Linked DNA regions of Homo sapiens: region 1 is linked to region 2. A link is a contact called in ENCODE Hi-C or POLR2A ChIA-PET data. All regions are on one chromosome and are shown on one strand. The core of a region is the stretch at or near the end of the contact, and the rest is flanking DNA. Distances in the headings are between cores, read along the strand shown.

What was found. A loop is a pair of places that touch in the nucleus more often than their neighbours do. ChIA-PET counts read pairs that join two places held with the same protein, here RNA polymerase II (POLR2A). Pooled maps may share reads with other maps.
Region 1: a pooled map shows a loop between it and region 2 (3-fold over the local background). The contact joins two enhancer-like sites. A Hi-C loop is called at or near these places in 2 of 37 single-sample maps with no recorded cell type and 6 of 50 pooled maps. POLR2A ChIA-PET finds 5 or more read pairs at or near these places in 1 of 52 experiments (BJ).

The regions. Positions count from the first base shown.
Region 1 is chr1:247,206,653-247,212,176 of GRCh38, reverse strand. No RefSeq gene overlaps it. Among named protein-coding and RNA genes, the nearest start is that of MIR3916, 7.4 kb to the right of the region's middle. RefSeq lists silencers at 1,119-1,378, 1,519-1,728 and an enhancer at 1,213-1,712. Within about 2 kb of position 1,741, at least 35 of the 41 ENCODE cell types and tissues checked have a DNase peak (open chromatin) inside an H3K27ac peak, as active enhancers do.
Region 2 is chr1:246,780,040-246,785,679 of GRCh38, reverse strand. It overlaps the pseudogene KIF28P. Among named protein-coding and RNA genes, the nearest start is that of LINC01341, 6.8 kb to the left of the region's middle. RefSeq lists an enhancer at 2,817-2,936. Within about 2 kb of position 3,064, at least 7 of the 41 ENCODE cell types and tissues checked have a DNase peak (open chromatin) inside an H3K27ac peak, as active enhancers do.

The DNA.
Region 1 (5,524 bases), core at 492-2,991, 430 kb before region 2:
TAGTAAGTTTCGGTGGTTTGTTATGCATCACTAACTAACTAACACACACACCCATTACAGACAGGATGTCAGAATTCAATGAGAGACTGATTACTAGTTACCTGCAAACAGTAGGCACCCTATAGGTATTGATTTTCTTTTCCCTTTATTTAAATTTGGATCTCTTGTTAGACGGTGGTGAGTTATGTAGAGATACATGTAGATGTGTACACGTGATTGGTGCATAAACTCACCCAGTCTCCCACACCATAGGAGGAAAAAGACAACCAATAGCCTGTTTATTAGCGCCAAGGCCAAATACCAATATCAGAAGTTTGTTTAATCTATTTTCTGTATATCTAAACTTTGGAAGTCAAAGCTGTGGAAGACCTGAAGACTGGGGATTAGGTCCTCCTGGGGGCTCCATTGTTCTTTTTTTGACTGTCTGATTTTTGGGAGGAAGATGGACAGCAGGCGGGGCAGCAATGGTCTACCTGTGGACACTCTCTTTTTGCAGCCCTTGCTCTCTCTAGGGCCCTGTCCCTTCAGCCTTTGGCCTGGGGAGAGACGTTGATAAGGAGGACCGATCTTTCACTGCTGGAAGGAAATGAGGGTTCAGACCGTTCACCTCCCTCAGAGCTGCACGGCAGTGTGACAGCCACTGGCCATGTGTGAGTACTGAGGGCCTGGAATGTGGCTGAACAGAGACGTGCTGGGAAGGTGAAATACAGAGTGAGTTTCACAGATTGACTACCGAAAATTATATAGTTCATTAATATATTGATGAATATTGAGATATTGATCATACATTGAAATGATAATATTTTGAATATATTGGGTTAAATAAATTATTACAATCAGTTTCACCTGTTACTTTTAATGTTTAAAAGGTGGCTACTAGGAAATTTAAAATTCACACGTGGCTTACATTTTATTTCTTAAAGGATTGCCTCCCTTTTTGAAATTTCAGGCTGCCTGATCAAACTACCAGAGGCCAGAAAGGTCATAAAATCTGAAATGTTAAAATCATTGCCATTATATTGTTTTCATTTGTGAATAACATATATATATTATTTATAAATGGATATAACCTTATACAAAAGGTTAAATGAAAATGCCCCCTGGGCTGGGCCAGGCCCAGCGCAAGCAGGAAGCCCTGCATGAAAAGGCTGCAGCCAAGAACCTGTCACTTTGTCGCCCTCAGCCCAGCGTCCGATCACATCCTCCGTCACTCAGGGACTGAGGGGGCGGGGCCTGGAGCCCTATCCAATCAGGGGCGCTGACGTAGGAACCGTCCAATCGGGCGTGCAGCCGGACAGAAGGGCGCGGCTTCCGGGATCTGGCGGGGCCTTCGTCTCTCCTGCCAGCCTCAGCTGGGTCGTCTTCTGTGCTCGGCGTGCTTTGCTCGGGGAAGCTCAGGTGGCCGCCACAGCCTCTTGCCCTCTGACCTGCAGGTATCAGGAGATCCATAGCTAAGCAGCCTGGACACCCGGGAAGCTGGGAAATGGTGAGTATGTGGGCGGGGTCCCGAGGTGGGCAGGGGGCTGATGGAAACGGGCTGGAACTGGCTGTGGCGGCCCCAGGCCTCCCCACAGCTGCCTCCGGAGTCTGCAGACCCGAGACCCCGCTGGACCCGCCCGGCCCTCAGCTTCCCCTGGCCTCAGGATGTGGGCTGGGCCGCCAGCCTCACCCGGCGTCCGGTCCGCTTCTGCGCTCGACTTCCGCCCGGCGCGTCCCCTCGCTGGCAGCTGTGCGGTGGCGACGGCAGGGGCCTGGGGGAGAGCCCCGACCCAGGAGGAGCCACTGCGTGGGAGGAGCTGTGGGCTGTGGGGTCCCAGGCCCTCCTTTCTCCTGGTAAAAATGAAAAGGGAATCAAGGTTTAAACGTTAAAGAGATTATTTGAGCAAAGAGCTGTTCATCAATGCAGAGCGCCCAGTCATGGTTTGTGGGTGCTTGGAGCAAAGGCTTTTGTAAGGGGCATAAGGAAGCGAACCAAATTCAGAACTTGGTTACAGTTACAGTTGTGGAGTCGCCTTATGTGGACTGTCCAGGTGGAAATTTCCTGGTTATTTAATGAGAGGTTAATTGGAGGTTTGTGGTTGGTTCAGGCTGAAAATCGTTTCTTCCTAAGGTAGTAATTTACAAGACATGTATTTCAGTTAGATTTTTTTCCTTAGGAACCGATGGTCCTAGTGCTACTTCAGTCTAATTGATTGCTAGTTAATTATTTTAAACACTCCAGAGGGGGACTGGTTTTCCACTGCGTTTCCAAATGTGTGGCAAGCACGGTCTCACATCCACCATCCTGTCCCCCCAGCCTGTGTGTCCTTTATTGTACATTTCACACACAGTGTTTTCATCATTTTTTCACAGAGCATTGGATGGCACTTTTTTTAGACATCTGTTTTCTGTTTGTAAACATTTTATGTGAGCAGAGAAGAATCACCTGACACACTGCTTTAAAAAAAATCTTTGTGTCTCTTCTTTTATCTTCCCCAGGCACAGACACCTTATCGGAATGTCTTTGGTTTGAGGTTCTGCTTTGGAAATTTTACAAGGTCATGTGTCCTCAGCCACCCTCCAGTCTTTTTCTGTGCCTGGGTTTCATAATTGTCTGGGGGTGACCCATCTCAAGGCATGTTTAGTGAACATTAGCACGTTGTTCCTTTCCTCCCAGAGGACAGCCTCAGTGATGGAGGTGGAGCCTCTTAAGGGAGCAGATGGATGCCCTGGGGCTGAGAGGAAGCTGGTCCTACCCTTCATTTACAAAGCTAACCCCTTAGGACATGCAGATTGTCTTCACCCAACTCCAGCGTCTGTTCCTTGGGGACACATTGCTGGTCAGCCAGTTGGATGCTGATATTGAGAAGAAAAAACAGAAATGATTTCTGACATCTGGATTCTCTCAGACTTGTGAAGGGGGAAAAACTGTTCCAAAGGACAAGGAAGACCCACTGCAGTGAGGGGGCGCGAGAATCTGCAAAGTCAAGCCACTTGGGGCACCCAGTGGGGCACAGTGTGGTGGCTCCTGGGCAAGGCGGGAAGGTGGTCAGTGAGCAGTATGGAAACAGAGGAAGGTCCCAAGTGATAGGACGGCCTGACTTGGCACTTGAGTCAGATTTGTCTGTGTTCCAATCAGCATTGCCACTTCCTGGGTTTTACACCTTGAAACATTTTTTTCACTTAATTCAACCTTAGTTTTTTATTAACTGTCAATTGCATTTTAACAGTAGAGTTTCAAAGGTAAGAAAATGTTTAAGAGGTGGATTTCAGAAAAGACATTACATATATAGTCAAATATTCACTTGTTAAAAATTCTGATTTACCTTTTTCTTCCCTAGAGTATAGTAAGTTTGTCAGGCCTGTTCCTTTTTAGGGGTGATTTTAAACAGAATCCCAGGGCGTAGCTGTGGGAATGCTACCAGGGAAAGTAATAGGGAAAATCCTCTTCCAGTATGGCTATAGGAAATGAATACATTTCCACAAAAAAAGTAGTAGATTAATTGGTGAATTACATTGCTTCATCAAAATATTAGTTCCTCTTTTTTGCAGGGTAGAGGACTTGTGGAGTTGATATCTCTATTATCTAGATGTCTGAGTTTAATACTGAATTTTACAAGATGGGACTTGGCATCTCCTAGATATGTTCATATGTGATTGTTTACTGAATGATTTGAATTACGGAAATAATGTGACATGTTTATTGTCTGAAACTGATAGAGAGTTTTGCTTTTTCTATTGAGGTATACAATGTAAGTGCCTTATAATTTTATTCTCTTAAATAAACACTGTGTTTGAGTGATTTTGCTGGATTCTTCAAACACTGAGCATTTTCTCATTTACAACTAAGTGAATAACCCTGACTGGGAAATAGAAGTCGGAGCCCAGTGACTCTAAGCCAAGGCCAATCTTGAGCCTGCAAAACAAGGTCATTGAAGACCCGGTTAGTTCTTACTGGGGAGCCTCCCCTGCAGGTGTCCCAGCCTGCACACCCCAACATGAAAGGAGCACTTTATACTGAGAGGAGCTATAGAGCCCTAGAGAGCTGGGATCCACAGGCAGATGCTGTTGGGGTCGGAGTCTGGAGGCTCTTTCTGAGGATGGAATTGTTATTGTTCTGGGGCTGTTTCTAGACTTTGTCAAATAAAACAAATTCACATTTAGATAAGAAGTTACTTACTTCAAAGGAGTATTACAACAGAGGGAAAGCACCAACTATATCTTCCAGGATCTCAAAGTTTAGGCAGACAAGGGCTTTCTTTCGTTTGGAGGAACAAACCAGAGTAGAAAGGTGAGAGTGAGAGGACAAGATGCAGGGTGGCAAATCAGATCCTAGATTAGAGAAAGTTTGACTCCCAAATCAGCCTGTTCTTAGGAGGGGCATAAATAGGAGTTGTATGTTAGCTCAAGCAAAGGGTGGGACAAATTCATGGGCCTAGGAGAAGGAGAGAATCTTAAGCAGTTTTGTTAATAAGTATTTTGTTCTAACAACTGAAGACAAAATTATTCAGCTGACTGTTTATAGGGGGAAAATGGGAATTTGAGAGTCTGTGCCTGGCTTTGTGATAGGTATAAGAAGGAGCTTCATCTAAGTTAGAGGGGTGTTGCTTTTTATTAAGCTGTTCTTGGAGAACACAGAGCTGAAGGATTTCATTAATCACAGCTATTTACCTGCTCCATCTTCCCCCACCACTTTCCATTGCCATATTCAGCTCTTCCATTTGACTGTTCCTGAGTTGTATCTTTTACAATAAACTGGTAAACATAAGTACAGTGCTTTGCTGAGTTCTGCGAATAGCTGTATCAAATTATTGAACTTGAGGAGTGGGTGATGGGAGTTTCTGATCTATAGGCAGTAGCCCAGAAGTATTGCTGGGCCCCCGGGGACGTGTGACTGGCCCCTGCCTTGGGGGCAGTGTTGTGGGACTGAGTCCTGAACCTGTGGGTCCTGTACCAACTTTTTTTTGGGTGGTGTCAGAACTGAGTTGCTCCAGCACCCTGTTGGTGTTGGAGAATTGGTTGGTGTTCAGCAAACTCCACACATTTGGTGTCAGAAAAAAAAGACATCACAGCCTGTAATCCCAGCACTGTGGGAGGCCAAGGCGGGTGGATCACGAGGTCAGGAGATTGAGACCATCCTGGCTATCACAGTGAAACCCCGTCTCTACTAAAAATACAAAAAACTAGCCGGGCGTGGTGGCGGGCGCCTGTAGTCCCAGTTACTTGGGAGGCTGAGGCAGGAGAATGGCGTGAACCTGGGAGGCAGAGCTTGCAGTGAGCCCAGATCACGCCACTGCACTCCAGCATGGGCGACAGAGCAACACTCCGTCTCGAAAAAAAAAAATAAATAAAAAAGACAAGACATCACAGTGGTCTGGGCTGGAGGCACCTCGGGGTGTCGCAGGATTGGGAGGGTCTATTCTCCTGCACACACACTGCACATTCTCCTGGGATTCCAGCTCTCTTCTCAGGATCAGACAGGACTGAGGACTTAGAAGCAAAGAGTTCTGAGGACAGACCCCGTCTTTAGTCTGCTGCCACTACG
Region 2 (5,640 bases), core at 1,815-4,314:
GGGACGGGACCCAGGAGGTGAGGATCCATGGGGACACAGGTTATCTTTACCAGCTGCAGCCTCCGGAGACCCAGTCAAGGGCAAAACGTATTCCAAGTATGAGCTGGAGCTCTGGGGAACAGGGGGATCCACTCTCCCGTTCCCTGTCCTGGGTCCTCCCTCCCAGCACCAGCCATTCCCTGTCCTGCACCCTCCCTCACAGCACCAGCTCCTGGGAGCGTTCCTAAGCTAGCCTGCACTGAGCATCTGTTCATGCTGAGTATGACTCAAAGGCTTTTGTACCAGAAGGGAGCCTGGGAGTTTATACAAGTGGTAGTGGTGTCTGTCCATGCACGTAGGTGCGTGTGTGTGTGTGCAAGTGTGTGTTTGTGTGTACATGTGCCCGTGAGAACACAGACTGCCTTTCTGCAGCAATGAGAAAAGCAATCCTCCTAGGGACTCCAGAAAAGGCTGTTTCACCAACTCCACTGGCTGGACCTTACTATCAGGAAATTCCATTTTAGAAACTTAAGACCCTGTTTCCTCTCCCTCTGCCTCCAAAGGAGGAAACAGAAATGCAGGCCCATCTTGCAGCACCCCTTGTGCATATCAGGCCCCTGGAGGAGCAGCCCTCAGGCTTCCGGCTCCAGCACACTCACCCGTTGCCTTTCCAGACTGCGCCTCCGGCCCCCACCCCGGGCTGCTCCCTCCCTGCTCAGCAATTGAAGCTTCTCTGAGTTTCACTTTTCTGCTCATCTGCTCATCGCCCGAAAATTGCCAAAATGTTCTGGGCCGAGACCGATTTTTGTAAAGCTTTTAAAAATTGTGAAATGAGCTAAGACTATAAGCATGTGTGTGCGTCCCATGTGGTCAGCACCTGTGCACTGCATCCACCACCCCGTCCACGGGGTTTCGCCCTCCAGGTGCTGGGGCTGCCAAGATGCTGCCCCAGGGAGGAAACCAAGCAAGGATCCTCCTGGAGCCCAGCTCCTCAGAGACCGGCCCCTTTCCTGCAGGTCTGTGTGATGCAGACAGGGTCTCCCGTGAGACCCTCACCCTAGGGAGTCAGCATGGACTTCTCTGCCATGTTCCGTGAGGCCTTGGAGGGGACCCCTCAGTGTGTTTGTACTTTGCATTTTTCTTTTTTTTCCAGCAAAGGCCACTGGGGCAAAGTGGCTCTGGTGCCCCGATATTCCACGTGCCTCTTTCGGGCCAGGCTTTCCCCTAGAATTTGGCTTGGCAGTTTCCTGTCTTGTCAGACCTTGTTTTAAGAAAATTTGTAATTCTAAAAAACCATTTTCCATGCTATTCTATTTTGTATTATAGTCCAAGGTAGTTCGAAAAATAGCCTTTTAAACTGTTGCTAACAGAAGGGTTATTGAGTGCACACGAAGACACTCATGAGCACCTGCCTGTCATTACCAGAAACAGAACAGGAGACGGTGTTCTCACACTTATCATTGGGAGAATTGTATGGGAGGGCTGAGGGCCTGGATTCATGCCCTCATTTTCCTTCAGCCCAGCATCCTGTCACTGGGACAGGTAGCTGTCTGATAGGACTGCTTCTGCTTAAACATACCAGGTTCTCTTTTAAGGGGGTCGTACAGTTTGTTTTTTTTTTTTTCTATTTTTTTTCTCATGAAGATATGAATCTTACCAATCTGTCTTCCTCAAGACTGTCCATTTTTACATTAAAACAGTAAGATTAGGCCCAGCACGGTAGTTCGCATCTGTAATCCCAGGATTTGGGGAGGCCGAGGTGGGTGGATGGCTTGAGCTCAGGAGTTTGAGACCAGCTTGGGCAACATGGTGAAACCCCGTCTCTACAAAAAATACAAAATTAGCTGAGTATGGTGGTGAGCACCTGTAGTCCCTGCTACTGGGGAGGCTGAGGTAGGAGAATCACCTGAGCCTGAGGAGGTCGAGGCTACAGTGAGCCGTGATCACACCACTATTCTCCAGCCTGGGCGACAGACAGAGACCCTGTCTCAAAAAAACAAGTAAGCTTAGTGCCAGTGACCTGTCTTCAGATGAAGCCCTGCTTTCCTCAGGAGGCTTCTGGGAGGCTGCAGCCTGAGAGTCTCCTGTGACATGGTATGTAGATGGAGGCTTCTGGAAGGCTGTAGTCTGAGGGTCTCTTGTGACATGGTGTGTAGATGGAGGCTTCTGGAAGGCTGCGGTCTGAGGGTCTCCTGTGACATGGTATGTAGATGGAGGCTTCTGGAAGGCTGTAGTGTGAGGGTCTCTTGTGACACGGTGTGTAGATGGAGGCTTCTGGAAGGCTGTGGTCTGGGGGTCTCTTGTGACACGGTGTGTAGATGGAGGCTTCTGGAAGGCTGTGGTCTGGGGGTCTCTTGTGACACGGTGTGTAGATGGAGGCTTCTGGAAGGCTGTGGTCTGGGGGTCTCTTGTGACACGGTGTGTAGATGGAGGCTTCTGGAAGGCTGTGGTCTGGGGGTCTCTTGTGACACGGTGTGTAGATGGAGGCTTCTGGAAGGCTGTGGTCTGGGGGTCTCTTGTGACACGGTGTGTAGATGGAGGCTTCTGGAAGGCTGTGGTCTGGGGGTCTCTTGTGACACGGTGTGTAGATGGAGGCTTCTGGAAGGCTGTGGCCTGGGGGTCTCTCTTGTGACACGGTGTGTAGATGGAGGCTTCTGGAAGGCTGTGGTCTGGGGGTCTCTTGTGACAGGGTGTGTAGATGGAGACGTCTGGAAGGCTGTGGTCTGGGGGTCTCTTGTGACAGGGTGTGTAGATGTTGGCAGTGCATGTGAGACAGGCACTTCCGAAGACTAGAAGAGCAGCAGAGACAGCTGTGGGTCCCAGCTAGAAACACGAATGCTACTTTGCGGTTGATCTTGTATGTGTTTACCTATCCTCCCTGCTGACCGTGTGGACGGTGACTGCTGCTGCAGCTCTCAGGGAGGACGCAGTGTTGTGCAGCTGTTGGGAGTCACATATCATAGACAAGCTCACGAGCAAACCAGGGCTGTGTGAGGGTTGGGGAGGGTTTTTTGACCTGGAAATGCTGCCAGCTTGCGGTTACCTTTCAGCAGTATTCACCCAACAGCTGTTGGCTCTGGTGAGCAGCACATCCTGCCAGGGAACTCTGAGCCAGGCCTGCAGAGCCCACCCGGGAGCAGGCGGGAGTCAGCATGGGCTCGCAGCCTATCCTGGAGCCTCGCCGACCTGTTTCCTCCTCAGGCCAAGGATGACATGCAATTTTAACTGACACCAGGCCTGTGGTCTGATATCCAGAGGTAATGAGGCAGTGAATTCATTTATTATTTAGATTCCCATGATCTTAGTTCCCTAAAGTCTTTAAGAAAAAAACAGAATAAGCCGGTGCAGGCGCACGCCTGCAGTCCAGCTACTCAGAGGCTGAAGCAGGAGGCCCGCCTGAGCCCAGGAGTTCAAGGCTGCAGTGAGCTAAGATTGAGCCACTGCATTCCAGCCTGGGTGACACAGCAAGATCACATGTCTTAAAAAGAAAAGAAAAACACAAACAGAAAAACCACAATGACTAGAACTCCTGTTGTTCCCTGCTGCCCCCATATTTTTTTTTTTTTTGAGATGGAGTCTTGCTCTGTCACCCAGGCTGGAGTGCAGTGGCGCGATCTTGGCTCCCTGCAAGCTCCATCTCCTGGGTTAAAGCGTTCTCCTGCCTCAGCCTCCCAAGTAGCTGGGACTACAGGTGCCCGCCAGCACTCCCGGCTAATTTTTTGTATTTTTGGTAGAGACGGGGTTTCACTGTTAGCCAGGCTGGTCTCGATCTCCTGACCTCGTGATCCGCCCGCCTCGGCCTCCCACAGTGCTGGGATTACAGCCGTGAGCCACCGCGCCCGCCCCCCCACATTCTTATTTAATGGTGGTGCCGCCTCTAGGAGAGCACTACGGTTCTTCACTTTGAGGCCAACAAAGATGGAATCTGTTTTCAGAGTCCTGAGAATGTCCTTTTTATGAAGAGACATCATACATGGAACGACTTGTCTGCTGATTTTTGCTTTTGCTTTTCCAGTTGCTCAGAAAAGGAGTTGCTAGTTTTACCTGATATTTATGGTCTAAAAACGACCTACCTGGAATCCCTCTGGAATCCCTCCTCCTGTGGCTTCAGGTTTGTTTCCTCTCCAGAGCCAGTGCTGACAGAGGCCCTGTCCTCACCCAGTGAGGAGGAAGACAGCGGCAGGCTGTTGTCCTGGATCTGCTGTGCACTGGGTGTGGACCCCTGAACAAGGAAGGACGCCTGCTTGGGTCTCTACAGAATGGAGCTCAGAATGCCTGCCATGCTGGGCTGGGAAGGCTGTGGGGAGTGTCTCCTGTGCTTGTGGATGTGTGCCCGTGTGCACTCCAGTCATGGCGGGGGAGCCACTTCTCAGCTCTTCTCCAGACTAACTACCCCCGCATCATCTTCCATGGCTGCTGTTCATGAATGACCAGGCTCATTAAATGACCCAAACTTACTACCTTATCGTTCTACACGTGAGAAGTCCAAATTGGGTCTCATTGGGCTAAAAGCAGGGTGTCGACAGAGCGGTACTGCTTTCTGGGCCTGAGGAAGAGAATCTGTTTCCCGGCCCCTTCCAGCTTTTAGAGGCCACCTCCCTCCATCTTCAAAGCCGCCACATAACCTCTCTCTGACCCCGCAGGCATTATCCTATCTCTGACCCTCTCTTCTGCTTCTCTCGGCCATATTGAAGACCCTTGTGATTTCATTGGGGCCACCTGGATACTCCAGGCTAATCTCCGTATTTTAAGGTCAGTTGATGACAAACCTTAATTTCCGTTTGCCATGCAAAGTAATATATTCACAGGTTCTGGGGATTAGCACATGGGCATCTTTGAGGACCATTCTGACACCATAAGCCCCAAACCTTCTCCCCTGAGAGGATCTGTTTTCTAACCCCTTCATCATCTCCTCTAAATCGTTTCCTAGGCTCAAGCAATGGGGAAGTAACAGGTCCAGGAATTAATACGATATTCTTGATGTCAGCAAAGCTAGGTGTGGAGAAAGTGGGATGTGGTCATGCGTACCGCAAACCCAGTCAATGAAGGGAGCATGCTGGGAAAATCAGAGTGATGAATTGTGAGAGCAGCAGATGAATCAAATACTGGTGACCTACCTCTGTGTTTCCAGGTGTGGATATGGTCAAAAGCCAAGTTCATCAATAGGAAATTCCTAATGCAGGAACTTTACCAGCGCTTTCTAGATGGAGATCACGGCCCTGTGGCTCGAGATGACGACCCTTTCTGGGATCCTGTCGAGGTCGTCCGCTTGGGCTCAGCTCACATCTGGCTCCAGTCGCTGGCCTACTGCATGAAGCTGGAGGAGCAAGTGGAGTTTCTGAACTGTGATGGGCTGGAGGAGGCGGTGCTGCATACCTGCATAGCACCCTGCTCCCCAACAGGACAGTGAGTGTCTCCTTCTCCCCCCTGCCTACTTCTGGGTCAGTCACACACATAAAATCCAGAGCAGGCCTGAGTTCTCCTGACGGGGTGGTCAACTTGGTACCCTGAACAGGTCATTCATAAGACAAATGAAAGAGCTCATTCATTCACCATTTGGCCTCAACGAATGTGATTTTTGCTGTCCCCTGGGGGACCTGAGGAATGAGGAGGACATCTGGCAGAGGCAGGTATAGTGGAAGGAACCTTGGACAAAACCGA